Linked DNA regions of Homo sapiens: regions 2 and 3 are each linked to region 1. Evidence: chromatin loops called from intact Hi-C (ENCODE). Cell type or tissue: OCI-LY7. All regions are shown on one strand. Each heading gives the region's core, and the rest is flanking DNA. Links, peaks and the distances in the headings are about the cores only.

Region 1 (10,043 bases), core at 769-8,768:
ATCCAAAGAGTAATCAAAGCTACCACTTTCAAGAAGCCTTCTTTGTAGAACCGGAAGAGTCTTAAATAGGCTTTTCAGGTATGCATCTCTTATTATCGCTGAACTCCAAGTCCTGCAAGGCAGGCATCATGTGTGGGTCACCTTTACAGTAGGCACAGGCCTTAAAACAGTGACATGCACATTGCAGGCACTCCATAAATGTTTGCTGAATTGGCTAAACCTTGGTTTGTTCCCATAATCAACCACCACAAACAGCACACAGATAATTACTTCTTGGAAAGATTCCAACTAGTGTTTGATGTTACCTACGTGGTTTTTCTCTCAAGATCTTAAGAGCAGCTCTGTAGGATTACATTATTTTCTGTTTTTTTTTTCCTTTGACCTTAATGTCATCTACTTCAATAACAGCTTCATACAAAATTCCTACCAGCACATACCACAGCAGATTCAAGGCCTTGTTTTAAAAATGGTGCCAGCTTCTCTTAATTTGGAAGATATATTGTCTCTCCTGAACATGGGCTAAGAAAATGTATAATTTGGTATTAACATAAGAGCTGAAGACACTTTAAATGCATTGTTTCATTTTTATAAGATAAAAAAAATTTTAAGAATCAAAATGTTATCAACAGACTTGTCCTTCATTAAAAAGTAAAACTGCATTTGCCTACATTTTATGAAAGTGTCCAATTATGAACAATTTTGAAATGTAACTTTTAAAAATGTAAACAGCAAAAATGTTGTATTTAAAATAAATCTGGAAAGGCAGAAAAACAAAAAATACCCAGAAGACAGAGTTTTTGGTGAAAGTTAAGATATTTCATCTTTGAACAACTTAGAATCTTTCCTGCATTTTATAGTCTAGTTCCAGGCATTAATTTGAAATAACCTTGGAATCCTAAATCTAACACCCTTCGGAACAAAGTAGCTTTTCTCTTCTGCTTTATGAGCAAATGGACTAAATACTAGGGAATGGTACTGTCTGGGCCTTTGAACCAAGATTGAAAGAGATGAAATCCTATATGATATGTATAAACATTAGAGAATCCATTTTGATTTAATAAAAGGTTGAATTTGTTCTATATCCTGTGAGAAAATGGTTCCCTTTTCCTGAAAATGTTACCTCATTCCAACAATAGAAAGTTGGTTTTTTTCCAGGGTGTGGTGTTGGCGGGGGACAGAGTTGCCATGAATATGGCATCTATGAAGACTGCTGTTATATTCATTTCTCAAAATGCACTGTGGTAGGAAATTCAGAACGCAGTGAGAGAAAATAAATGTTTGACTTCAAAATATAAGGCCGCATTTAAAGCAGAAGGTAAAGTATAGAACAGTTGACAGTATAAATTCTTTATCTGCAATCTTGCAGTTCCCTAAATCTCTGTAACACATCACTTTTAAAAGCCTCAGATAAGTGGTTCTATAATAATTTACCAATAATTCAACCCCTCAAAAGTCTTAGCAAGTTAAACCTTATAATCTTACATTTTAGAAATGACCCAACTTGATCCTTTTATTCTTCAGAATATCTCTCTCAAATTTTCATTTGTTTTTCATTAATTGATGAATAATGAGACATTTTAGGTACCTGTCCACAAAGAAATGAAATTTTCACTTTCCAGGAACCTAACAAATGAAAAGATAGAAATCAATTCCAACAGAATATTACCAAAGAAATCTTTTAGAATGGACTGTTAAAATTATTTATTTGTATTTATCTGGCTCTACTATTTGTGGTACATTTCCACTTCAAAGCTAAACCTCAAATAACATCATAGTGAGTGGTTGACTTCATGTTTAACTGAGATCTTGAAGACTGAAAAAGACCACGACAAACACACATCTATTTTCTTGGCTACTGCATCCGTGTTCATCACCATTCTGATAGTCTGCAATGTATTGCAGCTCACCCTTTGGGAAGGACTAAAGTAGACATCTGTTTGTTCTGCTTACTCAGCATTCCTACCCTAATTTTCCTTTGGAGAACCCCTTTATTCTAGACCACGTGAAGCTAATGCCAAACCCCATTCCAGGGGATGCACCTGAATCCAACCTCCATCATCTAAACAGTGCCTTCTCCACGTTCAGAGAAGAGCAAGTGACTCAAACTGCCCTCATAAGAACAGACCTGGGACTTCTGCTGCAAATATTGAAGAGTAAGTACTCTTTTTTCTTGCTAGGACTAAGCTGGTAGTACCTTCTATGAGGCTATCATATGGAAACAACTTGTCTGAAAATGAAGCCACAACTAGAAAACAGATCCTGGTAACCCGGATTGATGGATCCAGCCCTACCTTAAATGGCAAGACCTAACCCGAGGCTTTTTGCATCAACCAATAAAGTCCTTAAGCCAGTTTGAGTTGGTTTTGTCACTTGCAGCTAAAAGAATTCTGACTCTAACAATGTGACAATAGCAAAAATAAACATAACTGCTTTTGAGGTTTCTAATGGATTTTCCTCCCTATATACATGATTTCATTTAATCCTCACAATTCAGGAAAGCACATATCTATTAACATTAAATTAATATTCATTATTTTGAACACATGCTATGTGGATAAGGGATGAGGAAAGCCAAGGAAGTAATCAACGTGAAATCTCACTTATATGGGAGGGAAGTGGAGGTTACATATCTCAGGGCACTTAACAGATATCATCAAATGAAAGAATAAACAGTGTGTGGGAGAGGCAGTAGGTGATTCTTCATCAATTCCTGGATGAAAAATTAGGAGATAATGAACTCCGAACAGGCAGCCTAATGAGAATGGCTCAAGCAACAGGACATAGAGAGGGAGTTAGGTTAGACATGGGGTTCTTGGGAATTTTCACCTCGTGGGGGGGCGGGGGGGTCGTGCAGCTGTTGTCAGTGGGAAAGGGAAAAAGGAAAAGGCTGAGTTTGGAAGGCAGGGAGGGAGGAGACAATGTGAGTCAGTGAAAAAGGGCCCTTAGAATGACAAGTCTGGACCAGAGAGAGGCTAAGACTGAAAATACAAGTTGGGTAACCACTGGCATACAGATGGCAGTTCAGGCTTGGGCACTGCCCACCAGAGCCTCAGCATGAAGAGAAGAGGGGGAGGCTGGCCACCACCTCCCTCTAGGTAATCGTCATCCTGATGCTGAGCTCCTGAAAACAGGCTCTTTCACTCGCCCCATCTCTTGCTCTTGATTGCAACCCGGCATTCAGGAGGCACCCTGTAATATCTGTGGAGTGACCGACAACACAGCGCCAGGGCACTGAGAAGATCCCAGGGCGCCAGGGACTGGTTCTACAAGGGTGCCCCTCCCGGTCCCCTCCAGCGCGCCGCCAGAGCTGCCAGTCTTGGCTGCTACACGGGAGGCAGCCTCATTATGCAGCTCTCACCTCTTAAATTAGTTCATGCTCTCACATTAGGTGTAATCACAGCTTGCAACGCTTTCTGGGGATGTCTCAGAAAGATCTGAGTTGAAAAAATATTTTTGTGTCATTTTAATTTAAAGTAAAATTGCTGCTTCTTCCCCGCCCCTTTCTTTCCTCCTGGCCCACCCAGCGACCCTGGCCGGCCGTGCTCAACGGGGGCGGGGGTCGGAGGTGAGATTTCCTCCACATAATTCCTTAAACAGCTATCAACTAAGTCTCAAAGAAAAAAAAAAGAGATCTAGAAGCAGAGACGTGGCTGCTGGCGATCCCAAAGCTGGTGTTCGCTCTTGGGGGAGAGCGTACCCTGGGGGAGGCCGGGAGGCCGGGCCAGAGGCTAGCCCAGAGGCAGAGGGCAGGAGCGCTCAGCCGGCGCCCCGCGTCTCTCCAGCTCCCGACGCTGCGCTGGCTCCGCTGAGCACGCCAGGATCAAGGTCGCCTGGTGGGGACCGGAGCGCCAGGAGCCTGTGGGAAGCGTTCCAGCCGGCCTCTGACTGGGATCCGGCGCCGCGTTTCTGCTTTGGACTTGACTGACAGGTCCCCCCGCCCTCCCGCCGCCCTACTACCAGCCTGGGTTCATCCTTCAGGGCTACGTCTACCGCACCCGGGCTGGAAAGCCTGGAGCGCGCCCTTCCTCTCCTCATCTTCTCAGCTCTCCTTTCTCCCTGCCACTTGGCAAAGCTGCATTTTGACTTTCACGTTTTGGACTACGTGTGTGTAGTTCCAAGTCCATGCGTGGCACGAAAATCCACTTAGGGTAAAAATTATTCTCGAAAAATCGCCCATCTCAGGATCTGGTGTCTACACTCAAGGCTAGGAGGTGCAGGTACGGGTGCGTAAAGCATGCCGTAAGGGTGCACAGTAAATAAAAAGTACGGATGCAAAATGTAAATTTTAAGTGCAAAACAGAAAAGCAGTACTCGTTGCCGCCCCGCACGCTGGGTTTTAAGGGGCACGAAGGTGGGCCTCGGCTGCTTTTGCTCAGCCCCGCGTCCTCAGCGCCCGGCCCAGTACCCGGTACTCCGTAGGGGTTCAATGATCTCCCCTGAATAAGTGAACGAATTAACAAATGAATGAATGACCGCTCGATCCGACCTCCGCGGCCGGCAGAGCAGTCGCTGGAGAGGCGGGAGAGAGCGAGAGGCCAAGCTCCACCATCGCGGCCGCCGGCTGGGGCAGAGGGACACGGAGACACTCGGCGCCCCGGCTCCGCACCGAGTCCCCGCGGTGAGTGCCCGCCCAGCAGCTCCCGGGCACCACGTGCGCCCGCCAGAGCCGCGCAGGCCCCGCCCCGCCGCGCGCGCACGCGCCCTGCACCCCGGCCGCCGGGACCCTGAGCCAGGCTCGCCCAGCGCGCCGGCTGCCCTCGCGCCCGCGCCCGCTGGGGGGCGCTCCCCTCCCAACGGGCGCGCCCACAGGCGGGCAGGCGACTCGCAGCCTCCAGCGATTCCACTCCCGACCCCGGGGCGCGCCGCCTCCTACCTGAGGGCCGACGAGTGGGGGCGGGCAGGAGGGCCGAGGGAGGCGGAACAGGATCGAGGCGCGAGGCGGGAGTCGAGAAAGCGAGCGGCCGAGGCGACTCTCAGTGCGCGGACGCGGGCGCGCGCCCGCGCTCCCTTCGTCGACTCACGGCGAGAGCCCAACCCTGCTGCCGCGCGCCACCCGCCTCGCCGCGCCTAATAACAACGGCGCCCGGGGTCAGGTGGCCGAGCGCGGACAGCGCCGCCATTGGCTCGGTGGGGAGCGCGGCGCGTCAGGATTGGCTGGGGGGCGTGGCCTCGGCCGGGGCGGGGGCAGGGCCTCGGAGGGAGGCGGGCCGGGAGGCGGCGGGGGCGGGGCCAGGCCGAGGTCCGCGCCTTTGTGCCCGGCGCGCGCTCTCCGCCCGCTCCGGCTGCAGCGCCGGCTGCATCAATAATTCAGAGCGGCGGCGGCGGCGGCAGCGGCGGGTGCGGGCAGGAGGCGGCGGCAGCAGCGGGACCGAGCAGCAGCGGCTATGCATCCAAGTGCGGCTGGGCAGCCGCGGCACCCCTGAGGCCCGGGAGGGGCTCCGGGAACACAGCGCGGAGGGGACGCTAGTCGCGGAGGGGACGCTAGTCCCGGAGTGCGAGGAAGAGGTGTAGTGTCCAGAGCGGCGGCGGCGGAGCTGCGCACGGAGCTGAGGAGGGGGCTTCGGAGCGGGACTGGGACGGGGGGGGCGGCTGGCGCGAGCAGCCCTGGGGGTGGGGGGCGGGGTGGGCGCCGGCGGCGCGATGCTGGGCGTCCTGGAGCTGCTGCTGCTGGGGGCTGCGTGGCTGGCGGGCCCGGCCCGCGGGCAGAATGAGACGGAGCCCATCGTGCTGGAGGGCAAGTGCCTGGTGGTGTGCGACTCCAACCCCACGTCCGACCCCACGGGCACTGCCCTGGGCATCTCTGTGCGCTCTGGCAGCGCCAAGGTGGCTTTCTCTGCCATCAGGAGCACCAACCACGAGCCGTCCGAGATGAGTAATCGCACCATGATCATCTACTTCGACCAGGTGAGTGTTCCTTCCTCCCGCGGCGTGCAGATTGGGCTGGTGAAGGAGGGATGGATGGAAGACCGATGCCCGGTCCTCTCCAAGGGCTCTGCGGAGGCGCGGGGACGACAGTCCGGGACCGATTCCTGCCCACTCCCCTTCGTTCCCGTCTCGTTATAGGTACTAGTGAACATTGGGAACAACTTTGATTCAGAACGCAGCACTTTCATCGCCCCGCGCAAAGGGATCTACAGTTTTAACTTCCACGTGGTAAAAGTCTACAACAGACAAACCATACAGGTCAGCCGACGCCTCGTGCCGGGCCCTGGCCCCGTAGGGGGGTTACTGGCCTCAGGGGTGCTCGGGCTGTCCGGAGGTGGTAGGCAGAAGTGGCGGCTGCATGTACTTCGGGCTGCTTGGAGGGACAGATAGCGGGGCCTCTCAGTTCTGTGGCTTCAACTGTCCTCTGCTTTCCCTGTCTCTGGCTCTTGGGATCCAGCCCCATCCCCCGAGAGACAGAATTTTCTGCTTCTGCCTTCCGGGCCTCTCCGAAGGGTTCCCTGGATTTCAGGGACTTCCTTGTAACGGCTGTTGTTAGCGCCCCAGACAGCTGCCGCTTGGGAAGCCTTCCCGGACTCCCCAGGAAGCACCGCGACAGTACACCCTACCCCTTGCCCCGGCTCAGAAGCCTGCGATGCGGCTTGCGTGCTTGTCTTCAGCACCACGGACGGGGCCCCCGTTTTCTCCCACTTGTCCCCAATCCCCACCCCGTGCGGACTGTGGGTTTTTGAGCTAGCAGCATTTAGCCCCGGAGGGTGAGGGGTAGAGAGAGGAGGGAGGGAGGGGGCGTAGTGCTACTCTCTCCCGGCTCCAGCCGTGTCCCAGCAATCACTCGCCGGCTCTCCGGGTCCCCAAAGATGTCCAGGTTTCCCTTGGGCGCCGAGAGAGGTGGGACGCACAGCTGGGGAGAGGGCGCGAGGCCCTTGGCTGACGGTGCCACCACAGGGGCAAAACCAGGCGGTGGCGGGCGCGGCTGGATGGGGGAGGGAATTGAGCCCGTGGTTTGGGGAGGAAATACATTGTGCCGCTCGGTGCGAGACTTCTAATCACAAATCACAGTGGCTTCTCCACTGTGTCCTGGCAGCTGGGTCCAGGAGGGATCAGGGGCTTTTTGTTTGTTCGTTTTTGTTTTTCCGGTAGCGCCAGAAGGAGCCTGAGTTGCTGGGTTTTTTTTGTTTGTTGTTTGTTTTTTGAGGCTGAGGGGAAACGGGAGAGAGGTCAAAGGTCTCAGGGCGCTAGAGCCACCTCATGGGTTTATTAAATTGGATCACAGAGCACAGTCGAGATTCGCTTGGCGCGCTCATTTGAGAAACTGGAATAAGAGCAACTCCCGTTTTGGGGACAGGCCCTTCCTGTCACCCAGATGTGTGGTCTTTCGCCCCACTGGAGCCTCAGCAGTAAGCTGCAAAGCCCCTTTTCCTCCATTCGCCCCCCCCACCCCCCACCTCTCCGTGCTTCCAGGCCTTACAGGCTGTTAGCCAAGCAAGGAGGAGGTTCGCTCCACCGCGGCTTCGGTGCCTGCCTAGGTTGCGCCTCTGAAGCGGGCCTTTCTCTTTCTCAGGTGAGCCTCATGCTAAACGGGTGGCCGGTGATTTCAGCCTTCGCTGGTGACCAGGACGTGACCCGGGAGGCCGCCAGCAACGGAGTCCTAATCCAAATGGAGAAAGGCGACCGAGCATACCTCAAGCTGGAGCGGGGAAACTTGATGGGGGGCTGGAAGTACTCGACCTTCTCCGGATTCCTGGTGTTTCCTCTCTGACTGGCTCGTAGCCGGAAGGGAGGCAGGGAGAGGGCGAAGGCAGGAAGGGGAGTGAGAAAGAGGCTGAAATTAAGAGGGCGAGAAAGCAGCACGACTTGAAACTTCCTACATGTTCTCTAACTGTATCTGGGTAAAAAGGTGCGCGCCAGCTGTGGGACAACTTTGTCCATTTCCTTATTAGGAGAAATAAATTTCGCTTAGCTCTGCGCACTCCCATTTCCAAAAATAAACTCGCCTCCCCCATTCCAGTTGCAGTAATCAAGAAAGAGACTGCCTTGTCATTGTTTCTTATCCCCCAACTTCATGTTCCCTGCAATTTATTTAAAGAAACTTTGTATTTCACTACATAATCTGAAATCTTTCTCCCTAGCCCCCTCTGAATCCTTCTGCCTACTGAAATCTGATATATTACACACCCCCAACCTTTTTTTTTTCAGTTTGGAAAGGGGTAAAGTTTTGTTGTTGTTGTTGTTTTGTTTTGGATGGGGAAGGTAGTTTTAATTTGGCAAGTGTTGCTCTTCTTAAAACACTGCTCAAATTAATTAGCTGAAGATACTTAGTATCCTCGGCTGCTTGTTAGCAGAGAAAGGACTCACCTTAGTGGTGACTGGTTTAAAAAATATAAATATATATCATTTGTATACGAAGAACTCTTCCCAGTGGAAACTGGCTGTGTTTCCGTATTTCTATGTTCTATTCGGAGTGATCGTGAAATCTAAGGCTGCTTGATGTTCTGATGCTTGTCAATGCCGTCGTGCTCTGTGACTCCACGAAACGCCAAGGAGCTTCTTCCGGACGCCTCCTCTTCCTCTGTAACATACGTGTGAATAGTCAAGGTTTAATTTTGCTTTAATCTAATAAAGTCGAAGTGGGACTTTTATTTTTCTGAAACAGCTTTCTAAAATCCGCATCTTCCCCAGCTGCGAGGTTGGGGGTCTGGGGTGCCAAAGGGCGAGGTTCCGAAAGGCAGGAGACTTGGGGGAACGCAACCATAGAAAGGCCTGGGCGCGAGGGCTTCCTTGCAAAGCCGGCCTTGCGCTCCTTCCTGCGCCAGGCCGGGGACCAGCACTGCATTCGCCTGTGTTCACAGCTTTGGCGGAAACGTAAGAAATGTGGCCGAAATCTTGCTAGGCCAGGCGCGGCCGCCGGCCCAGGAGCGAAGTTTGATTTTTTTCTTTGCATTCCAAATGCATCAGGAATAGTCCCAGTTTGAGGACCCAAACGACCCTGCCTGGAGCGGCAGACTCCTCAGGCCTTCTGTCCCCGGATGTCTCCCACCGCGTCCCCCTCGCAGTTCCCGAAGCAGCGTATGTTTTATACACCGCCTCTGAATCCGGAGTCCACCCGCCGCATACTCGGGCGCCCAGGACCTATGATTCCGCTCATTCACAGGACTTTATTCAAGAGGTTCGTCCAGGAGTTTTGATTGTATCGGAACATAATGTGAAAGCAAAAATGAAATAAACGACTTCGTTTTAAGTCTGAAAGGCTGACCCAGTTGCTTCGGCAGCGGGGAGGTCGGGAGCCGGAGCGAGTGGGCAGCCTAGGGCGAAGGGCCGGGAGCTGGGAGCTGCAGCCGGGTGGTCCCCTGCAGTTGTGGTTCCTTTCAGAGAAACGTTTTCCTGGCCCAATATTCAGGAATGAATTTTATTTCCTCTAGGGGCGTGGGGAGAAGGGAAAGTTAATAATAGCACAATAAACAACGTTTCTCGGATTTATCCCAGCGGCTGGTTCGAGTTAGAAATTCACGGAGCACGGGGCCTCTGTTGAAACCCGGGCCCGTTTCTTCTCCGCATGCAATCCGGTAAGCCGTGGAGCAGCTCTAGCGGGCGCCCTTGCAGCCCTGTGCCTCCGGGACCCACAGAGATAGATAGGGACTTCGCGAGTGAGGAGTGGACCCGAGTACTTTTCTGTTTCTGCCCAACAGTTTCCCTTCTACTCTGTTAGGCCCCAGGGAAGTGTGAATGAGAAGAAATAAGGGGCCTTAAAGGGATTTAAAGAAAAACTGCTTTTAATAAAGAGACGCGCTTTCTCCGAAGTCTCCTGGTTGGGAAGGAGAGGTCGGAGACAGTTGGAGCCTTTGGCAGCGAAACTAGCTCCACCCAGCAGCTCTGCCGTTGCAGGGCCAGCCCTCCGGGCTTGTGGAGACCCTATAGTCAGTAGGGTGCGTGTAAGCTTGAGGCTGTAGGGCCGCGAAGGTTGGAGAGCCACCGCTCAAGGAAGCTGCCCCTGTACGCTTTGGCGCTCCCTGGGCTGCAGGTGGGTGGGTCACCTCTCTTCCTGAGGGCAAGAACCACCAGGGTTCTGGTCTCCGTGGCTGCCTGTTCTGTGGGGCCACCAG
Region 2 (10,043 bases), core at 1,273-9,272, 56 kb before region 1:
AGCATCTTTCAGGACCTAGCCTTGGAAGTCACATTCTGCTGTCCCCACAATCTCCTATTAGTACACAGATCAACCCTATTCTGGTTAAATAGCAGGCATGAATACCAGGGGGAAGGGATCACAGGGGTCATTTTGGAGGCTGTACAATTAAAGTGTTAATAATAATAAATGATTTAAATGATAAAGATAACAACCACAGCCAATATGCAGTGGGAACCTAGGCATTGATCTAACTCTTTTACTTGTATGATCTTCATTGAATCCTCTCAATGACTTATGGTTTGGGTACTATTATCAGCCCTACAGTATGGAGGGGAAACGACAGCTCAGAGAGGTTGTGTGAGTGGCCCAAAATCACACAGCAAATAAGTGGTATGAGTCTGAATTTGAACTGATGTTTTTATGAGTCCAGAGCCCATTCTTTTGACTGCAACCCTATACTCCCTCCCTAAGGTACTTTTCTTTTGAACTCTAGAGGCACAGCTCCTCTAGCCCTCTCTTCAGAAAGCCAAGCCAGAGGGCACTGGGAGCTAGAGCAGGAGAAGCCACTCCCCTAGGCTGGCCGGCCCCAAGCCTAGCTTTGCAGGCCTTGGCAAGGCAGAGGATTTACTCACCTCCTGAGGAAGTCTCAGGCTTTGCTTCTTTACTGACTTATGAGCTGTGTAAGTGAAGTGTGTGTCTGACCTTTTCAGTTACTTCTCCTCACGATCACTATAGCTGCTGCAGAGAAATGAACTTCCTTCATGCTTTCCCAGCTGCTGGGAGGGGACCCCACCTTCCTGCATCCTGATGGCTGCCATGGCCCGGGTGCTCAGCAGAGGCAGGACAAGACCGCCTAGGCTCAGAACTCAGGATCTCCCAGGAGGGTCCAAACTGACTGGGCCATGTGGGGTCCATGGAGGCCACTTAACTTTAAATCTGCTCCCAAGACTGCACTCTCCTCTCCAACTCCCACCCCCAGCCCCTGGTCCAGGTCTTCCCCGGGGAACCTGCCCCACCACCATCCCAAGCCGCTGTCTCCCAGAGAAGGCACATCTCCCTTGCCTCGGGGGGTCAGTGCCTCCTGTGTCCTTTCAGGCCCCACCTCCTCGCGTCCCTCTGCTCAGAATGGAATGCTCCCTCCTTGCTGTTCATGTTGTGTGGCATTGTTCCCTCCTCTACTGTGGCCCTCTTTACTTTCGGCTGTACTTACCTGCAGGCTTTCTTCTTTTTTAAAAAAACAAATTGTCATGGTATGTATCTGGAGAAACTGTAGAACCCTCCTCATCTTCTTTGCGCACTGCTCGGTACATTTCTAGTCTCTACCCAATGATCTGTTAAGGTGAGAATGTTAATTTATCCTGGTGGGAATATGCCAACATCACCCCAAGATAAAGATGCCGGCACTCTGAGATGCACTTAGAATAAAACCCCAAATCCTTGCCATGGCTGACAAAGCACTGCAGGGTTTGGCCCCAGCCCACCTTGACCTTGCCTTCCATCACTCTCCCCCTGGCCCACTGAACTCCAGCCACACAGCTGTGACCCTGACCCTGCTCCTGCCCAGGGCCTTTGCCCTGCCACTCCCTCTGCCAGAGCACACGCTCTGCTTCTCTGCAGGCTGGCTCCTTCCCACCACTTCCATCCAGCTCAGCCCTCCCTGACTTCTCCGTCTTGCTGCACAATGCCCAGCGTCTCTCCATTGTAATATCCCACTGTCTTTTCCTCACTGCACTAAACAATTTCAGAAATCACTCCTTCAAAAATGAGTTTCACTTTATTATCTTTTTTTTTCCTTTAGAGATAGGGTCTCATTCTTTCTCCCAGGCTAAGTGCAGTGGCATGATCATAGCTCACTGCATCCTCCAGTTTCTGGGTTCAAGTTGTCCTCCCACCTCAGCCTCCAGAATAGCTGGGACTATAGGTGCACATCACCACGCCTGGCTAATTTATTTCTAATTTTTTTGTATGTGTGTGTAGAGACAGGTCTTGCTATGTTGCCCAGGCTGGCCTCGAACTCCTGGGCTCAGGAGGCCCAGGCTCGCCTCGAACTTCTGAGCTCAAGAGATCCTCCTGCCTTGGCCTCCCAAAGTGCTAGGATTATAGGCGTGAGCCACCTTACCTGGCCTATTACCTTTATCCTCCAGCAGGACATAAGCTCTACATGGACTGGGATCTTGCCCATCTTGCTGGCTGCTGTGTCCTTAGAGTCTCAAAGAGTGCAGGGCATTTAGGAAGTTCTTCATGTTTGCTCAATGAATAACAAGTGGTCACACACAAAGTACTCACATGCAAATCTCTTTCGCCTGTTTGGGGAGTCTCCATCCTAGCCCCTAGTATCTTGCCTCTAGCATGGAACACATAGTGAATGAAATGAATTAAGTCACTTGCCCACTGGCTTATCTTCTTTTTAAGGGGACAGACCAAATCATGTGTTTCTCCAACCCTCTAGCATCTTGAGCCACTGCTTAAAGCGCTTGTTGAATTGAATAGAATCCTTTGAAACTGTTGTGTCACCAACTTTGGTAATTGAAGGAAAGGGGTCTGCCTGGTCCTTCCAATGTGACTTGTTGGAGAAGCTAACACCTGGAGTTCTCATTCTCAGGTGTGGGTTCCGGATCCTGTGAGTGCAAAGGCCACACCTTACACAGCAGACGTGTTGATAGAAAACGGGGCACATCTGCCTAAGATGCCAGGTGTCAGAGGAGCGGCATAATATCCTTCTGACACTTGAAAATTGCAAATTTGAAAGGTTCCTTCTCACTTGTCAGCTGTCCAGGCCTCCCCGAACAGATGGATTCCAGGCCTCACCCTCCGAGGCTGAGCGTCCCGCTGCCCAGGACCAGCCAGCAGACATTGTTAAGATCCCACAGTGGGCACAGAAGCTCAGGTGTCCTAGGCACTCGAGTCTCAGTGTTTTATCAGGATTATTTCAGTTACAAGTGGTTTTAAAAAGGGATTATATTACCTTAAGCACTGAAAAAATGTTGGGTAGAAGTTGCTTGAGGCATAGCTGGATCAGAGCAAGAGACTGGATCTGTCTGTACTTAGTTTATTCTTCTTATGGGGAGAGGCAGGTTGGGGGGCAAGATGGCCCCTGGAAGCCTCAGACTCACTTGTTTAATTTAATTGTCCAATCATCATCCACTCATTCCATTCCAGTCATTCCTTTTTTTTTTTTTTTTCCCCCGAGATGGAGTCTCACTCTGTCACCCAGGCTGGAGTGCAGTGGTGTGATCTTGGCTCACTGCGACCTCCACCTCCTGGGTTCAAGCGATTCTCCTGCCTCAGCCTCCCAAGTAGCTGGGACTACAGGCATGTACCAGCACGCCCAGCTAATTTTTGTATTTTTGGTAGATACGGGGTTTTGCCATGTTGGCCAGGTTGGTCTTGAACTCCTGACCTCAGATGATCTGTCCACCTCGACCTCCCAAAGGGCTGGGGTTACAGGCGTGAGCCGCCGCACCCGGCCTCCAGCCATTCCTTTTATTTCTGGTCCTCAAATAAAGCAGGCACACTCCTACCTTAGGATGTTTGCACTAGCCAGTCTATGTGTCTGGAAATTCCTAGCGCCCACCCCTGCATAGCTACATACCTCATTCCCTGACCTCCTGCACAGCTTTGCTCACACTTACCTTCTCAGTGAGGCTGATCCTGACCCCCCTATTTAAAATTAGAACTCCTCTCCTCAGCCCACCCAATCCTTCTTACCATGATCGCTTTCCACTCCCTCATAGCAATTACTGGCATTTTTTTCTTTGAGACGGAGTCTCGCTCTTATTGCCCAAGTTGGAGTGCAATGGTGCGAGTGATTCTCCTGCTTCAGCCTCCCGAGTAGCTGGGCTACGCCTGGCTAATTTTTTGTATTTTTAGTAGAGACGGTGTTTCACCGTGTTGTCAGGCTGGTCTCGAACTCCTAACCTCAGGTGATCCGGCCACCTCAGCCTCCCAAAGTGCTGGGATTACAGGCATGAGCCACCGCACCCAGCCGCAATTATTGCCTTCTAATGTTTTCCATACGGCACTTATTAATTATCTCTATTGCCCTATCACCCACTAGAATGTCTGTTGTGTTCACTGATATATCCCAAGAACCTGGAGGGCCCTGTCACATAGTAGTCGCTCAATTTGTTAGATGAATGAATGAAGCAGAAAGAAATTAATTCAACATCCAGACATTGGAAATTCAGCAGTGAACAAAAAATACCACCCCCGCCCCCGCAAAAAAAAAAAATCCTCCGTGGTTTTGGACCTTACTTTTTGGTGGGGATGGGAGATGATAAATGAGATTTTAAAGAAGCACTAAATATAGGGCATTGCAGGTGGCAGTGGGGGCTGGGCAGGAAACACAGCAGATGCACAGTCAAGATAAGCCCAGTCCCTGCTGTACGCTGAGAACCCAGCAAGGATGGAGACCGCTCTTCTTCTGTCATTTGAAGTTTATTCTTTTTGGAAGCAGCAGAGGACAAGCACACTGCTAATGATGGTAATAAAGCTTCTCCCAGATTTGTTGACAAGTTGCGTTTGTTTTATTTTCATTCCCTTCTCAATTTGGGAGTGGGCGTGGGCAGCCCCCTGCCAACCCACCATTCCCTTGCCACTTCCCACTCTCATGATTTAAATAAAGAAATATGCAGATTGGCTGGGAGCCGCTGGTGTTTGGAAACCCCTCTTGGTGCCAGCTGCTGCGTGGAGAAGAAGCAACCCAAACCAATAAGCGGGTATTGATTCACATTGGCATTAATCTCTTTTTGTATTGACACAAGTATCTTATCAAAATTTGCCTGGGGGGAACATCCATCTTCATACTGACTTAAAATAGAAGATACTACAGGGTGGGAATTCTATCTATATAGTATAGACCTCTGCATACAAATGCATAATCAATATTTCATCATCAAATTATGATCTGGCTTTCAATGTTTTGCAGAGAGAACCTGAAGATGAGTCATAAAGTGCAATAATAGATTGAAATGCAAAGGCTTTTTTTTTTTCCATTTTAATAAGAGTTGGGGATGCTCCATGGCCATTCTGTGTAGGCGGCAGGAAAAGACCCGTCTGGCTGCAGGAGAGATATCATGGAAACGTTTGCAGACAAGAAGCTGCCTACACTTTGCCATTGCTTGAGAATTAACTATATGAATTAATATAGTTATTATTCAGCCACATTGCTGTGCTCCACCTGGACCCTCTCTGATCCCTTCTGTCGCTTCACTGTACCAGTGCCTCCAGTGGTCAGCAGATGCCACTCTTGGGGAAGTGTTTGGGTGATTAAGTCCCCTGGGGACAGCGCTTAGCCAGAGACTGAGGAGTGGGGGATTAGGAAAGCCCAGCTCCCTTGCCTCAGGGGCAATGCTGAGCCGTCACTGACATCCCAGAGTTCCCCTGGGGATCAGGTAGAAGCTACTCCCAGGTGAAACAAAAAACAGGGGGCTCTGTTTAGACGATTGATTCTCTGTTCTTGGCTCCCTGGCCCCCTTGTCCCATTTCTGCCACTCTGCTATTGTCCCCTGGGAGCATTTCCTTAATACAACACACGCACTTGAAGCCTTGTCTCCAGGTCTGCCTCTGGAAAATCCCACTCAATATGCACCATTCATTCTTCAAGTGTTTGTTGGCTCTCTACCATGTACCATGCACTGTGGTTGGAGCTAGGGATGGAGCAGTAACAGTAGTAGGTATGGCTCACATCTCTGTGTCAATTTTGGTGTGTTTGGCTATAAAAGAGAGAAATTAAACAGTATCTTATCATCTCACTTTGGCGGGAAGTCAGAGGGCTCTGGAACTGGTTGCTATAGCTGCTCAGTGGTGTAATTAGGGTCCTAGTTCTTTCCATCTCTCTGCTTGGCTGTGTTTGGGGTTGGTTTCATCTTCAGGCTGGGCGCGAGTGGCTGTAGCACTTCCAGGCATCGCATCCAGACACGGTGACACCCTAAGGAAGGAGAGAGCCCTCTTCCGGTGGCTCTTTCAAGCAAGACCCTTTGCTTGAAGCCCCTGCCTCCCCAGCAGAAATACCTTTGTCTCATTGGCCTCATTGAAATAGGTCCCGTGTCCCTGCCCAAGCCACTCTGGCAAGGGGACGGAATTACCTTGGGCTAGTCAGGTCTTCTCTGGACCTCTGAATCAGGGTGGTTTCTCCTGAGGCTCAAGGGAGGTTCGAGGGGGGCAACAACTGAGTGCAACTGAGATTCTGTTGGAAGGAAGACGAGAACTTCATCCTGTGCTTTCTCCATCACCCTGCCCTCTTGGTCTCCTTCATGGCACTCCAGTCAGGCTACAATCAGACGTGCATTCCTCTGTGTGATTCCATCTGTCTCCTTTACTACATGGTAACTCCCTGAGGGCAGCACCCTGACTGTTCTGCTCAGCAGTGGTGAATATGATGATTACGATTAGCACAATGCCATGCAGATAAATATGCTCAATAAATACTTGATGAATAAATGAATGGTAATATCAAGGGAATGAATGAATGAATGAATGAATGAATCAACGTGTGCAGTTTAAAGAGCAGACATGTAGAAAAGGTGGAAGTGGAGCTCACCATCCCCTCATGTGGATGGTGTCCTGTGAGGATGGCGGCAGCAAGGGGCCCCTCCTTGCCAAGGCAGCTCAAGGATAGAATAGGAGGGGGCTTCCTTCTTCCCAAGGCAGCAAGGGTGGTAGCTCTGGGTCAGAGAGACTGAGGCTCATGCTTTGGCTCTGATGTCAGCTGTGTGGCTTCAGGCGTGACTCCTCCTCTCTGCATCTTGCCATCTTCTCTAGAGATATTGTGAGGATTCAGTCATTGGACAATTTATTAAGCACCTATTGTATGAAGATGCTGGGGTGCATGTAGGAAAAGTACAGGGTGTTGTGGAAATACTTATGGGATCCAGCTGCAGGCTTCAGGGTTGGTGCTCAAGCTGAGATCTGAAGGATGCACAGGGATCAGGAGGTGACTGGGGTGGAAACGAGGGGCAGGGAAGAAAGCATGCCCCGAGGCTCTGAGACAGGACCCAGGCTTCTTTGAGGAAAATGAGGCCTAAGCTTGGGGTAAGGAGGGGGGCATGGTATGAGAGGAGGCAGTGAGGCCAGCTGAGGCCAGACCAAGGAGGCTGCGGAGGCCACAGCACACCTTCTACTGTGTGTTTTATTTTCTTATATTTAATTTAATTTATTTTATTATTTTATTTTATGTTTTAGATAAGGTCTTGCTCTGTTACGCAGGCTGAAGTGCAGTGGCACGATCCTAGCTCACTGCAGCCTTGAACTCCTGGGTTCCAGTGATCCTCTCACCTCTGCCTCCCGAGGTGCTGGGACTACACAGGTGCACACATCACACCTGGCACTGTAATTTACTACATGTAGTGGGCCCCACAGAAGGGATCTGGGTGGAATGGCAGCCTGATGAGATTCAGCTGTCAATTGGAGGAGATGCTCAGCCACGTGGGACCAGGTGAGGGGCTGCTGTGTTTTCCCAGCAAGAGTCAAGGTGGCTTGAACTGGTGCAGCGGCAACGGTGAAGGAGAGGCATGGGCTGATTCGAGAGATGCTGGGAGGCAGATCTGGTAAGCGAAGGAGAGTCAGAGATCCTGCCCTTGTTGGCTTCAAGGACACTCGTTCTCACCTGCTTACTGAAAAGTATAAACCAGGTCCTCCCCATCAAGGAGGATAAACCCAAGGGTTTGCAGAGGGACGCTTTCTTTCACTCTGAGCCCAGAGAATGAGAGGAGAATCAGGCATAATGCAGTTAAGAAATACTATGTAATCAATCACACTAGCTTAAATAAAATGCAATGTCCAAACGCATTGCCTAGCATTTTCCCACATCAAACAGAGGCCCAGGTGAATCACCAGCATCACTAGAGTATTGTTATTTGAAGCTGGAAAGGGGATCCTCAATTTTGGTGGATGGGAAGGTTGGTGGGGAGCAAATATAAGAATTGCTTAGGGGTCTAAGTTCTAGGAAAACTAACACACTTGTGAGAAGGGGCTATAATGCCACAGAAAGTGTGTGGCATTTGGATTTGGAAGGCCTGCCTTTGAATCCCAGACTGCTATACATTAGCTGTGTGACCTTGGCTGGTCACTTAGCCTCTCTGATTCTTTTCCTCATCTAGAAAAGGGAGCTGATCACAGTTGCTTCAGAGGCTACTGTGGAAATAAAAGGAAATAATGATAGAGAAAGTGCTTTGTCAGCTGCAAAGAAATATCAAATATTGGAGATTATTAAGAAAGTATATTTTAAGCAAAAAAGTGTAATTGGGTGATATTATTGAATTGATGTTATTTTGCATTGTTAGGATAATGTCTTTATCCTTAGGAGAAGCACACTGAAATATTTAGGAGGGAAATGTCAAAATGTTTAAAACATTCACATGGTTCGGAATAAAACAAAATTGTACAGCTCAATGTACGATCTGTCTACCTATTTACATCTATATTTTGAAAAAATGTGGCAAAACATTAACTATTGGTGAATTTAGTGGAAGGATATTAGTGTTCATTAAGCTATTTTTAATGTTTCGGTAGACTTGAAAACTTTCATAATAAAAATCAGAGGGGAAATCATTTCCAGGTGGACAGCAGGTGTAAATAGGGAGGGAAAACAATGCCTCAGAAGGTGACAAAGGGCAGTATCTTCATGGCCTTGGGTAAAGGTGGCATTTGGTAGGGAGGAAACACCCAGCCTCTCTCCCTGGCTTTCCTATCTCCTCCTGGTGCCTTCCTTAGGCTGAAGTAAATGATAAGTCCAAGGGCAGAGCCTAGTGATGAAATCCAGGATTGGCCTCCAAGGGCACGGAGCCAGGAAGAGGATAGAGTGGGACAGAGAATGGACCCAAAGGGATGACTGGAGAAAAACCAGCACCTCTTCTTTTGCAGGGCATGGCAGACAGAAGCTCAAATGCCAGATAATCATTTTCCCAGCCTCCAGATGCAAACCTGGCCGAACTTTCTCCTGCAAAGTAAAGTCTGTGGCTGGAGCTGGGAAGTCTTTTCCTTTCTAACTAGAGAACAATGAGTGACAAGAAGCTGTCCCTCCTTCCCTGATTTTGGATATTATTGTGTGAGGATATGATGCCAGGAGCTGCGGCAGCCACCCTGCCACCAAGAGGATGGCAGAGCAGCCACCAAGAGCCCTGACATTGTTGAGCAACACAGTCTGGACCACCTGCTGCCAGACTTCCCAACACATGAGAAAAAGTCTCCAGTGTTGGGGTTCCCTTGTGGTTGGGCATCTTGTCTCTTGCTGCCACTAACATCTTAACTGATGCACAGGTCATAGTCGAAGTGACCTCCCGGTCTCTTTTCCCTTAGTCACACCCTTTCCCCAACATGCTAGATTTTCTACTGTGATAGTAACAAGAAAAAAACCAACAACAATGAAGACAAGGAAATGGGAGCCAGACATGGTGGCACATGCCTGTAATACCAGCACTTTGGGAGGCCAAGGCGGGCAGATCGGATCGCTTGAGTCCAGGAGTTCAAGACCAGCCTGCGCAACATGTCAAAACTGTCTACAAAAAATATAAAAATTAGCCAGTGTGGTGGCATGCACCTGTAGTCCTAGCTACTTGGGAGGCTGAGGTGGGAAGTGGGAGGATCGCTTTAGCCTGGGAGGATTACTTTAGGTGGAGGCTGCAGTGAGGGGAGATCACACCACTGCAGTCCAGCCTGGAAATGGGCCCTGAGGAAGAGAAAAGCATTGCGGTGCCATCTATCATATCAGAGGTGGGAAACGCAGAAGCACACGTCACAGTTTGCATTTCCATACAGGGTGCTGAGCTGACGGATGGAGGAGGCAAGGCTTCACCTGTGGAGCACATGCAGTGCTGTTTGCCCAGACTCCAGGATCCCTAGCACAGCTCTGCGCACCCATCTCGCAGCTTCTGAGTGCTGTGCTGCTAAGAGCTCCCCACCCCAGGACCGCAGGGGCCGCTTTTCTTGGGCTCTGGAGCCACATCACTCTTACCGAGAGCCCAGGTAGCCAATGACTAACCCATGTAGAGAAAAATGCCTCACAGCTCCTTTGCCCCAGGCTCTGAGGTGTAATTTATGCTGCAAAGCCCCTCAACGGATCA
Region 3 (10,043 bases), core at 902-8,901, 68 kb before region 1:
CACATTCTGAGGAATGTTGAAGGTGGGCGGACACAGTATCCTGCAATCAGAAGACGAGGAGGGACACCACCGCTCTCACTGCTGTGTGACCTTGGCACGCCCTCTGAAGTCTCTGAACTCTTGTCTCCTCACTGGGGATAAGGAGACTGTGTAGACAGGGAGTGCTTTGAAAAGTGTGAAGTGTGTGGGTTTGGGGACACCTTAGCAGGGAGTTGCTCATGTCAGCCCCACTCCCCACAGTGTCCTCCCTCTCCTTCCTTCCCAGCCCTTCACCCTGGGGGCAGGACCCTCTCCCTGCATTCCTGCTGAGGAGGCTGCTCTGGGAGCTGCCCCAGCACCTTGTCACTTCCTCGCCCAGCGAGGAGACCTGGCTGAGAAGGCAGCAGAACTGGCGGCATGCAGGGTGCCTGCAGGCAGAGGCCAGGTGGCCATGGGTGAGGGTGTGGGGTCATCTGGGGAATGGCTAATGTGATGACGGCTGTGGAGGGCAGGCAGGTCCTCGGCACCTTGGACAAGCTGGTCCCCACAGTCTTGGTGCTGCACAGAGGACATTCAGGGCACGTTCCCTATAGAAGAGTCTGAGGGATGGATCTCTCAGCCAGAATTGCTGGAAATAAATACACATCCTGGGCTCAGAGACCATCACTGATTTGGTGGAGAGCTGTTGGTTTTAAAGATTGGTCACTCACCGGATCATACAAATAAGTACCTCGTCTTAATCACTTTGGGCTGCTGCAACAAAAATGCCACAGGCAAGGTGGCTTACACAACATATTTCTCACAGCTCTGAAGGCTGGAAGTCTGAGATCAGTGTTCCAGTGTGGTCGGTTCTGGTAAGGGCTGTCTTCCTGGGGTGCAGACGGCCATCTTCTCCCTGTGTCCTCACCTGGCAGAGAGAGGATGAATGCTCTCTGGGTCTGTTTTTTTTTTTTTGAGATGAAGTCTTGCTCTGTCGCCCAGGCTGGAATGCAGTGGCGTGATCTCGGCTCACTGCAACCTTTTCCTCCTGGGTTCAAGTGATTCTCCTGCCTCAGCCTCCTGAGTAGTGGCACTACAGGTGCACGTGACCACGACCAGTTAATTTTTGTATTTTTAGTAGAGACAGGGTTTCACCATGTTGGCAAGGATGGTCTCGATCTCCTGACTTTGTGATCCACCTGCCTTAGCCTCCCAAAGTGCTAGGATTACAAGTATGAGCCACCGCGCCCAGCCTCTTTGTCTCTTTTTATAAGGACACTAATCCCACTCACAAGGGCTCCACACTCATGACCTCATCCCCTCCCACAGGCCCCACTTCCTAATCGCATTATGGGGTTAGGATTTCAACATGGATTTTTGGGAGGACAAACATTCAGTCTGTGACATGACTCTACACTTTACATAACGTGTTCATGCCTGCTTTCTTATTTGGCTTTATCTGCATTTCACAGGTGAGAAACTTAAAGCCACCAAGGCCAGGAGGCTTGCCCAAGTGCACATGGCAGTGACTTACTCTTGGTAAAAGTTTCTGTCTTCACTTAAGGGTGAGGTGATCCAGAGCTGGCCCTCAGCTATACTGGACACTATGTGGCCTATGAAAGACCAGCTGGGAAGGGGAGGGAAGTCTTTATGTTGGGCTTCCAGAAATCCACCCAGGGAGGACTTGTGTGAAAGTGATTCACTGGGAAGTGTTCCAGGAAAGACCAGCAGGGACTAGAGAATTATCTACGTGAGAGACAGGCCTTGCTCTGTGGAAACGGAAGCCACGGTGGCTGCTGTTACGGGGCATATGGCCTTGTGTCCTGCTGAGACCCAAGACTCAAACAGAAGAGAGCAGATCGGTGGGCCAGGGCTGGCCCAAGCCCCCTTTATCCTGGGCTCCACTGTCCTCAGTTCATGGCTTCTTCCTATGTGGCGGTATGTGCACTGGCCATCATGCCTGCTTTCCCAGACAGCAGGAATGAGGGAGGGAGAGGAAAGGGGGCACTGCTCTTTATAAGGACACTTCTCTGAAGCTGTACATGATGCTTTGACTCTGGGTTTTTGGCCAGATCTAAGGTCGCAGGCAGCCACAGCCAGCAAAGGAAGCAAGGAAATGAGGGCTTTGTTCCCAGCAGCCTGTGTCTAGCTAGAAAATGTGGATTCTGTTAGTGAAGGAGGAAAAGAGAAGGATGAAGGGGCACAAGTTGCAGCCATTGTCACAGCCAGAGAATGCAAAAATTGGACTTGGCCAAGTTTGATTTCCCCATTTGCCCAGCAGCCCCACATCTGCCCAGAACTTTCTCTGTGGGGTCGATGTGGAGCCTATCTTCTAAAGGGGTGGGCGCAGCTGGACTCTAGGAGTTCTGGGTCCAGTGAGGCCCTATCCTGTGGAGTCAGTCTCCCCTCTAGGAGCAGCAAAGGTTGGTGGTGTAGACAGAGCTCCCTGGAAGCTTCTTGGGGGTGGGCAGCAGGGGGAGCTGTACTGGACTAAGCCCTCAGCTGGGAGCTTGGCTTTTGAATTCCTGGTTCACCTCTGGTTTGCCAGATGGCCTTGGGCAGGCCTCTTAACTTCTCACATTCCTCAGGCTCAGCCCCATCCTCTGTAAAATGAAGACGATATGGGGAATTCAAGGCCGGACATGGGCGAGACAGGAAGCTCCCAACTCATGCATAAAATTCAAGAGGGTACCAAAAAAAACCTCAGTAATGGAGATAAATAATCAAGATGAAGAAATCATGCAGCATTTTTTATTGTGGTAAAGTACACATAACATAAAATTAGCCATTGTAACCATTTTAAAGTGAACAGCTGAGTGGCAGTAAGTGCATTTCCATTCTGCAGCCATCACTACCACCCATCTTCCCAGCTCTTTCTCTCCCCCATTAAACAAAAACTCCGCATTCCCCCTCCTCCCCAGCAACCACCATTCTACTTTCTGTTGCTATGAATTTTACGACTTTAGGTATCTCATAGCAGTGGAATCATACAGGATTTGTCCAGCAGTGTTGTAGCCTGAGTCAGGACGTCCTTCCTTTTGAAGCTGCTTATTATTCCATTGTGTGGATAGACCACATTTTGTTGATCCTTTCATCTGATCATGGGCACTTAGGTTGCTGACACCTCTCGGCTATTGTGAATAACACTGCCAGGAACATAGGTGAACGTGTACCTGTTTGAGTACTCACTTTCATTGATGTAATATTTTGTAAAAAATCAAAATTTATGCAAAAAATCCACAATGAATAAAATATCATTTTTTTTAAAAAAGGGTATTGCTTTGTCACCCAGGCTACAGTGCAGTGGCACAAATGTGGCTCACTGTAGCCTCAACCTCCCAGGTTCAAGTGATTCTCCCGCCTCAGCCTCCCAAGTAGCTGGGACTACAAGTGTGTGCCACCACACCCAGCTAATTTTTGTATTTTTTTTTTTTTTGTAGAAATGTGATTTCATTATGTTGCTCAGGAAGGTCGTCTTGAACCCCTGGGCTCAAGTGATCTGCTGGCCTCAGCCTCGCAAAATGCTGGCATTACAGACGTAAGCCACTGTGCCTGGCCTCAAAATTTTAAATAAAGACAACATCAGTAACCGTGGTCACTGTACTGAGCCATATCAGAGCACAGGCAGTGGAAGATGGGCAGTGCTTGCTGTGCATGATCCTGTCATTACTCCCCTTTTGAGGCTGAGCCTGAGGTGGGCCATCTTCTCCTTACCCTCAGCCTGGCCCTCCCTCCAGAGATTGAAGTGAGCCTGCGCTGAGTATGCCAGGCCTGGGAGCCTCATCTTCCCCAGCCTCACTGGGCCGATTTAGAAACTAGGGCCACAGAGGAGGTTCAAGGTTGCACAGTGAAGCTGGGGTTCCCTCTCCCCTTGGATAGATCCATCTTCATTAGCCCATCAGATAACAGCACCTCCCAGGCAGCTGAACTGTGGAGACAGCCACTGTGTCTTCCTTCCCTTTGAGTTGCTTTGCCAAGTGACAAAGCAAGAGATGTGTGTCCCCACTCAGAGTTGGTTTGCAGAGATTGGTTTGGGGCCATTCTAATGAGACAGGTGATGATGCTCTCGTCAGTTACCCCTTAGGTGGCCTGGGGCTGTGTGCAGGGGCTCAAGTGTGGGGACACCTGCCTGTGAGCCTGAGCTCCAACCAGGAGGAAGATGCCTGCTTCTGAGCTCACAGCCCCAAAGAGTTGAAAACCAATTCAGTCCCCCAAAGAGAACTGCCTCCTTTAGTCATTGAACACTTGGTGCACTCCTACTGCGTGCCAGGCACTGAGTGGGGCGGGCAATGAGGGTTGATAAGGAGAGGAGTTGGCCGTGGTCCTGACTTTAAGAAGCGCGTGGCTCAATAAAAGTTTTGCCCATTCGTCAGGAATTGAGATGTCTGGGGAAATGTATACGGAGGGCAAACCAGGGGGTGGTGAGAAGCCAGCTTGGCTCATCCTTGGCTGGGGATGTGTGTGTGTGATATGTGAGTGGAGTGGGTGATAGGTGTTTGTGTAATGCATGTATATTAGTTTGTGCGCACATGTATGAGTGTGTTTGCATGTGTGAATGTGTGTGTGAGAATGTGCATGTGTCTGTGTGCGAGTGTGATTGTGTGTTCACATATGCCAGAATGTGCATGTGTGTGTGAGTGTAAATGTGTGTGGGCATGTGTATGAGTGTGAGTGTGCGCGTGCACGTGTGTGTGTCTGTGTGTGTGTAAACGTGCATGTGTGCATTGTGTGTGTGTGTGCGCCTGTGTGCATGTATGAGTATGCGCATTTGTGCTCTTGCATGTGTGCTTGTGTGTATGAGTGTGTGCGTTGGGAGGGGGGTGGGGTGCTGGCTGTGGAAGGGCCACCCTTGCCTTGGGCTACCCTAGAGGAGACACCGGCTCCGAGGCACGGACCTTGCCTGCTATCTTGAGACCGACCAGCAGATGGCGGAATTGCAACGGGAAAGTCCGGGACCTCTGGTGCTGGGGAGTCGGAGGAGGGAAGGAATGAGAGGGAGGAGGGAGAGCATCTGAATCTGTTGGAGCTGCCGTGACAAAATACCATAGACTTGGGGGCTTAAGCAACAGAAATTTATTTATCACAATTCTGGAGGCTAGGAGTCAAGATCAAGGTGCCGGTGAAGCAAGGCTTCCGTCTGAGTCCCCTTCTCTGGCGTGTGGGCGGCTGCTGCCTCGCTGTGGTCGTCCCTCCATGGGGAGGGACCCCTTTTCCTCTTCTCATAAGGACCCCAGTCCCATCGGTTCAGGGCCCCATCTTTACAACCTCATTTAACCTCAGTTACCTCCTAAAGACCCTGTCTCCAAACACAGTCACATTGGGGGTTAGGAATGCATTTGCAGGGAATTCAAACATTCAGTCAATAGCATGGAGAGAGGAGAAAGAGACAGGGAGAGAGAGGGAGAGGGGAAGGAGAGGGAAGAGAAGATGGGGCAGACCCCGTGGCACTGGTGCAGGTCCGGACGGCTGGTGTGGGCAGCCTGGCCGTGACTCCATTGCGACGCTGAGAAGCTCCTTTTCACTTTGGGTAGCTCATCCTCACCTCTAAAGGAGGTGAGGGCCCACCTGCACCTTTTGAAGTAGCAACAAACTTGCAGACAGCAGCTCTCCAGTGCCTCCCTGCTTTTACACTGAGTGACGCAGCAGCCCGGGAGGGGCACTGCCACTGTCTCCACCTGCAGACAAGGTCAGGGAAGTGAACTGGCTGCCCACAGCCCCACAGCTTCGTGTGGTCTAAGCAGTAGGGAGGGAGCTCTGAGGGGGTGGAAGATACAATACAGACCTGAAGGAAACTCAGAACTCCTTGGCACAGCCCATGTTGACAAGCTGGGCCCCCACTGGGGGTCCTTCCTGAAGCCTCCCCAAAACCTCTGAGAAAGGGCCGGCTTGATGGGTGTCCCTTGCAGTGAGCACAGGTCCTGGAAGCTGGCCCGGAGACGGAGCGTGCAAGAAAGCACTCCCTGGACACACGGTTACCCGACAAAGTTGCCTGAGTTGGGGGCCTCTGTCCAGCCTGGGCGTGCTGGATGGAGAAGCCCATCCAGCTCTTGGCTCTCACTGTCGGGTGTGCAGGGCCGAATGCAGGGAGGAGAATCTACTCCTCCTCTCTCAGAGACCCACGAGGGACGCCTAAATCTAATAAGTTAATCTAGACTCCTAGAAACAAGATTAAATTTTCAAATAAAGGCAGGCTCTGACAGCTAAGGCATAAATCTTTTATTTAAAATAGAGACTAAACCCATTCAAATGCGATCAGCGATGACAGATGCAGATAGAAACAAGCTCTGATGGGATGGTTGAGGTGTGGGTTTGTCTGCTCCTGGTGACAGATCGCCAAGGGTGACCTTAAGGACAGTGTATAATTGTCAGCAAACAGTGGTGCCTCTGCATCCATTTCCATGTGGCTTGCTGGCCCAAGGTGGTGCCAGGGGCAAGGATGTCCTGAGGAAAGTGCCCATGCAGGTGGAAAGGAGCTGCCTTGGATGTCTTGGTCCCACTCCTGCCAGGTCAGCTGCCACAAGAGGGCAGGGGAGAGGGGCTCGCCACGTTTGGAGGTGCCTGGAGCACCAGCAAAGGAGCTGGAGATGTGGGGAGCTGTCAGGAACAGGTCGGATGTGGTTAAGGCAATAGGAGCCACGTGGCAGCATTTCCTGGAGCCTCCAGGGCAGAGGGTAAACTCTGCCTGGACCAAACCCAGCTGGGCCATCTACTGCCTTGGCTCTTTATGGTGGACGCTTCCAAGTGCCAGACATTGTGTTCCCTGCATGATCTCATTCAATCCTCACATCAAGCCCTTTTTACAGATGGCGGGCTGGGGCTCAGAAGGGTTAAGTGCCATGCCCAGAGGTGCATAGCCAGTTAGCGACAGAGCTGAGACGCAGCACCAGGCTGCTGGTTCCAGTGTGCACGCTCCTCCCTCTGACACTCTAGGGCTCCCAGGCACCAAGAGACACCAGCAGCTGCATTTGTTCTAACTCAGGCTGAGCGATTTCTCCTAAATATCGCCCCCTTTTGGAAGTGTTCAGATGCTTGCTGCCAGAATGCTTCACAAGGGCACAAACTCGAAGACACCACCATGAACATACATCCCGTGAGGACGAGGGTTCCCCAAAGGATAGTCTATGAATCTGCATTCAGGAAACATGTAATAACAAATGAAACTCCCACAGAAACAATGCTTTTATTAGGTAAATCTGGGAAACTTTGCCTACTCTAGCCCCTTCTGAGAAGTCCTGCAGAAAAAAGAATCCCATCAAACCTTATTTAGTCCAGCATTTCCCCAACTAATTTGAACATGAATATGTTTTGTTTCCCTTGCTGGGCATCATATCATGTCAACCTGTATTCCAAGGAGCACACTTGGGAAAACATTGATATGAGACTTTCATCTCAAGTTGGTCTGTAGCTTCCTGCTTCTCCAGAATGTGTATTTTGGTACATGACATTTCACCTTAAAACCTTGAAGCTATTTACAGATGCCCATAGGAGTCAAAATTGATGTTGGTCGTTTTCAGTCTCTTTAGAATAAAGTCTCCCTGAGTAATTTGATGAAAGTTGTAGATTTTTTCCTGTGGGGAAAGGAGAGGCACTCACATTCATATACACAGACTGATGAATTCAGATTCAGGGGTTCCTCGGTTACCCTGAGGTCATGAACCCCTGTTTTAAGTCACTGTCAGCTAATATCCTTGGCGTCATTGGCAGCCAAGCACTGGGCCCTGCTGGGGTGAGCCTGTGGGAGCAGGGCCACTGAGAGGGTCTGAGTAAACGGGTCAAATCCACTCCTAGCCTTCTGACAAAGGAAAGCAGGAGATTCATGCCAATCACACATGTTCAGTGGACTGGCACCTTCCAGCTGCCCACGGTGTGGGCCAGGGTGCTTTGAGCAGGTTAGTGAGCAGAGACCCCCCCTGAAGGTCTGAAAGACTATCCCACACCTTGTGGGGACCTCAGGGCTCCCATGCCTCTCTGAGCCCCCCACAGTCTAGTGCCTAAGAATTCTGCTGCTGATGCTGGTCCAGCACCCATTCCCTGCCCCCTTTCTTCTAGGAAAGGCACCCCAGCTGTCCTTGGGGCACCACCATGCCCCAGACCTAGCTTGTGTAGATTGTATGGACTGGACCTCATATCAGACTCATGGGTGGGCTCGTGAATCAGGCTTGGATAATCAGAGAATACCACGTTTTTGGTCACAGTGGTTGGTTCAGGGATAAGAATGGGACCAAGCCAAGACAATTAGTGCCAAAAAATACCTTGTGGGATTTTACTGAGAAAGAGAAGTTCTCCTGGGGCTGTTGATAAAAAGATGTATCTGGAGCTTCTGGTGGCCACTTTGACCCATGAAGGGAGCCACCTGGGATGGTCAGAGATGGGAGGAGAGGGTGGGTATCCCAATGAGACTGTTGGAGTCTGCATCCAGCTGTGCCTGACAGTGTATCTAGATCCTGGTGCACTTATAGGAATCAATACATTTCCTTTCTTGCTTAAGACCGTGTGAGCTAGACTTCTGTCACTTGCAGCTGAAACAATCCTAATGCCCCTGTGTCAAAAACACATTCCCAGGCCTGTGAAGGTAGCTGAATTAGAATCTCCAGTAATATGACATATACCTGTATCTGTATCTTTCTGGGGAATCTCATGATCTAACAGCTCTTGCTTGAAAAAAATTTCCTCTGACGTTCTACCATGGAGTGTGCAAGAAGCCCAGTTGGGAAATCCAAGATTATCCACATGTAAAGATGGCTCAGGCTGAATGCTTCGGCAAGTCTAGGAGTCAAGGTATTTTACATGATTTGTCTTTAATCTATTCCTGCTCTTAAACTCTCAGATGGGAATCACACTTTCTGATTGTGGCAATTTCTCAGCTTTGGAGAGGAGGGAGACAGAGTTCTGTGGTTCTGTGTTCAGTAAGACCCATTTCCTCATCTTTCTGCACTCCCAGTCCTCCACGTATGAGCCAAAGTGATGTGTGCCAATTTCAGGCTTGGCTCATACAAATCTCCCTGGGTTTATTTATTCATGATTTTTTCCTCTGTCTTGACACAGATAAATACAGTGACCTTAGAAGCCACTTCAGAGGTGGCAGAGCAACAAGGAGCAAGGGGCCTGGGCACCAGAGTGTGCCTCAAGACAAGTGCCAGTCAGGCCTTTTGACAGGCAGCAATCCCTGTCTGGGGCTTTACACAAGTCAGAAAAAATGTCTATTGTGTTAAACCGCTGATTTTGGGGTTTGTCTGTGATAGTCGTCTCCTTAACAGTGAATTTTTATAAATTCCAGATAACTTTCCCACCTATTGATTCATCTGAGCCTTTTATGAACTCTGGGTGGCAGTCTGGGAGTGGCACTTTACAGATGACAGTGCTTGTCCTGTTTACGTCCTTGGTGGGAGGCTAGAAAATGGTTCTAAACAGAACGCAATTTGATACACATGTAAAGAGATGTCCATGATGTGTCCTTCCTTAGCTCTGACTTCCCTCTCATCATTCAGGCACTTTGGTGGATACATATCTTCCCTGGGACTTAGCACCCATCTTACCACCCTCTGCCTCCATCCCACCTACAGGGAAGACTGAGGGCTCTGCCTCTGTCCGCGGTGCTGAAATGGGTGATAGTTACAGAGCAGAGTAGCTGAATGGGCCAGGACTTAAACACTAGACAGAACTGGGCTTTCCGTCTAAATATGTGTTCCCTTGGGTGGTCTTTCTACCTCTCCAAATATTAATTTTTTGGTCTGTAGAAAGGGAATATTATATCTTCTTCATGGGACTGTTCTGAACATCAAATAATGTGGAGAAACTATTGATGTAGTTGTGTTCTTTTCCATCCTCTGTCCTCCTTTTTAATACTGAACCTCGTCTTCTACCAAAAGTAGCCTTCAAGGGCTAGACCTTTCATTCCCAGAGGCTTGAGTGAGTTAAGAGAAAAACCAAATTGACTCTAGAGAGATTGTCTGTCATGAATCTAGCTGCCATAAGCTACAGGGGGTTATGGGATATCCTAAGAGTTTAAAGGGAATCTGAAGCTTGAGGGAAAATATGTGTTTCTTTGTTCCTCAGTTTCTCCTTCTTTTGTAAAATGATGGGTA

The links. Peaks named below come from ENCODE experiments on the same cell type or tissue, not always from the same donor. Only the 100,000 strongest peaks of a DNase experiment are listed, where the experiment ranks them.
Region 2: it touches region 1 in a loop (2.5-fold over the local background); 3 of 110 quality-filtered maps call a loop at or near these places.
Region 3: a loop joins it to region 1, with 5 times the contacts of the local background. A loop is called at or near these places in 2 of 110 quality-filtered maps.

Annotation. Positions count from the first base shown.
Region 1 is chr16:49,277,063-49,287,105 of GRCh38, reverse strand. CBLN1 (cerebellin 1 precursor) reads left to right here and starts at 5,268. Exons shown (of 3, transcript NM_004352.4): 1 at 5,268-5,904; 2 at 6,064-6,183; 3 at 7,505-9,189. The coding sequence starts at 5,641. The coding sequence ends at 7,702. It overlaps SYNAGE (synapse stability regulating cerebellar lncRNA), which reads right to left and starts at 5,044. Exons shown (of 4, transcript XR_933530.4): 1 at 4,874-5,044. RefSeq lists silencers at 4,615-4,714, 5,085-5,194 and enhancers at 5,547-6,164, 8,242-8,766, 8,767-9,293. In OCI-LY7, for the core only: a CTCF peak has its summit at 4,826; a DNase peak (open chromatin) is centred at 5,055; H3K4me3 peaks cover 1,527 bases; H3K27ac peaks cover 354 bases.
Region 2 is chr16:49,333,358-49,343,400 of GRCh38, reverse strand. LOC124903689 (a long non-coding RNA gene) reads right to left here. Exons shown (of 2, transcript XR_007065068.1): 2 at 1-6,740. Among named protein-coding and RNA genes, the nearest start is that of C16orf78, 35 kb to the left of the region's middle. In OCI-LY7, for the core only: no CTCF peak of the experiment used is centred there; DNase peaks (open chromatin) are centred at 2,670 and 4,320; H3K4me3 peaks cover 895 bases; H3K27ac peaks cover 1,305 bases.
Region 3 is chr16:49,345,523-49,355,565 of GRCh38, reverse strand. It overlaps LOC124903689 (a long non-coding RNA gene), which reads right to left. Exons shown (of 2, transcript XR_007065068.1): 2 at 5,009-10,043. Among named protein-coding and RNA genes, the nearest start is that of C16orf78, 23 kb to the left of the region's middle. RefSeq lists enhancers at 1-382, 383-901 and silencers at 9,461-9,661, 9,434-9,728. In OCI-LY7, for the core only: CTCF peaks have their summits at 2,436 (motif pointing right), 4,666, 4,873 (motif pointing right), 6,966 (motif pointing left) and 2 weaker places; DNase peaks (open chromatin) are centred at 2,445 and 4,875.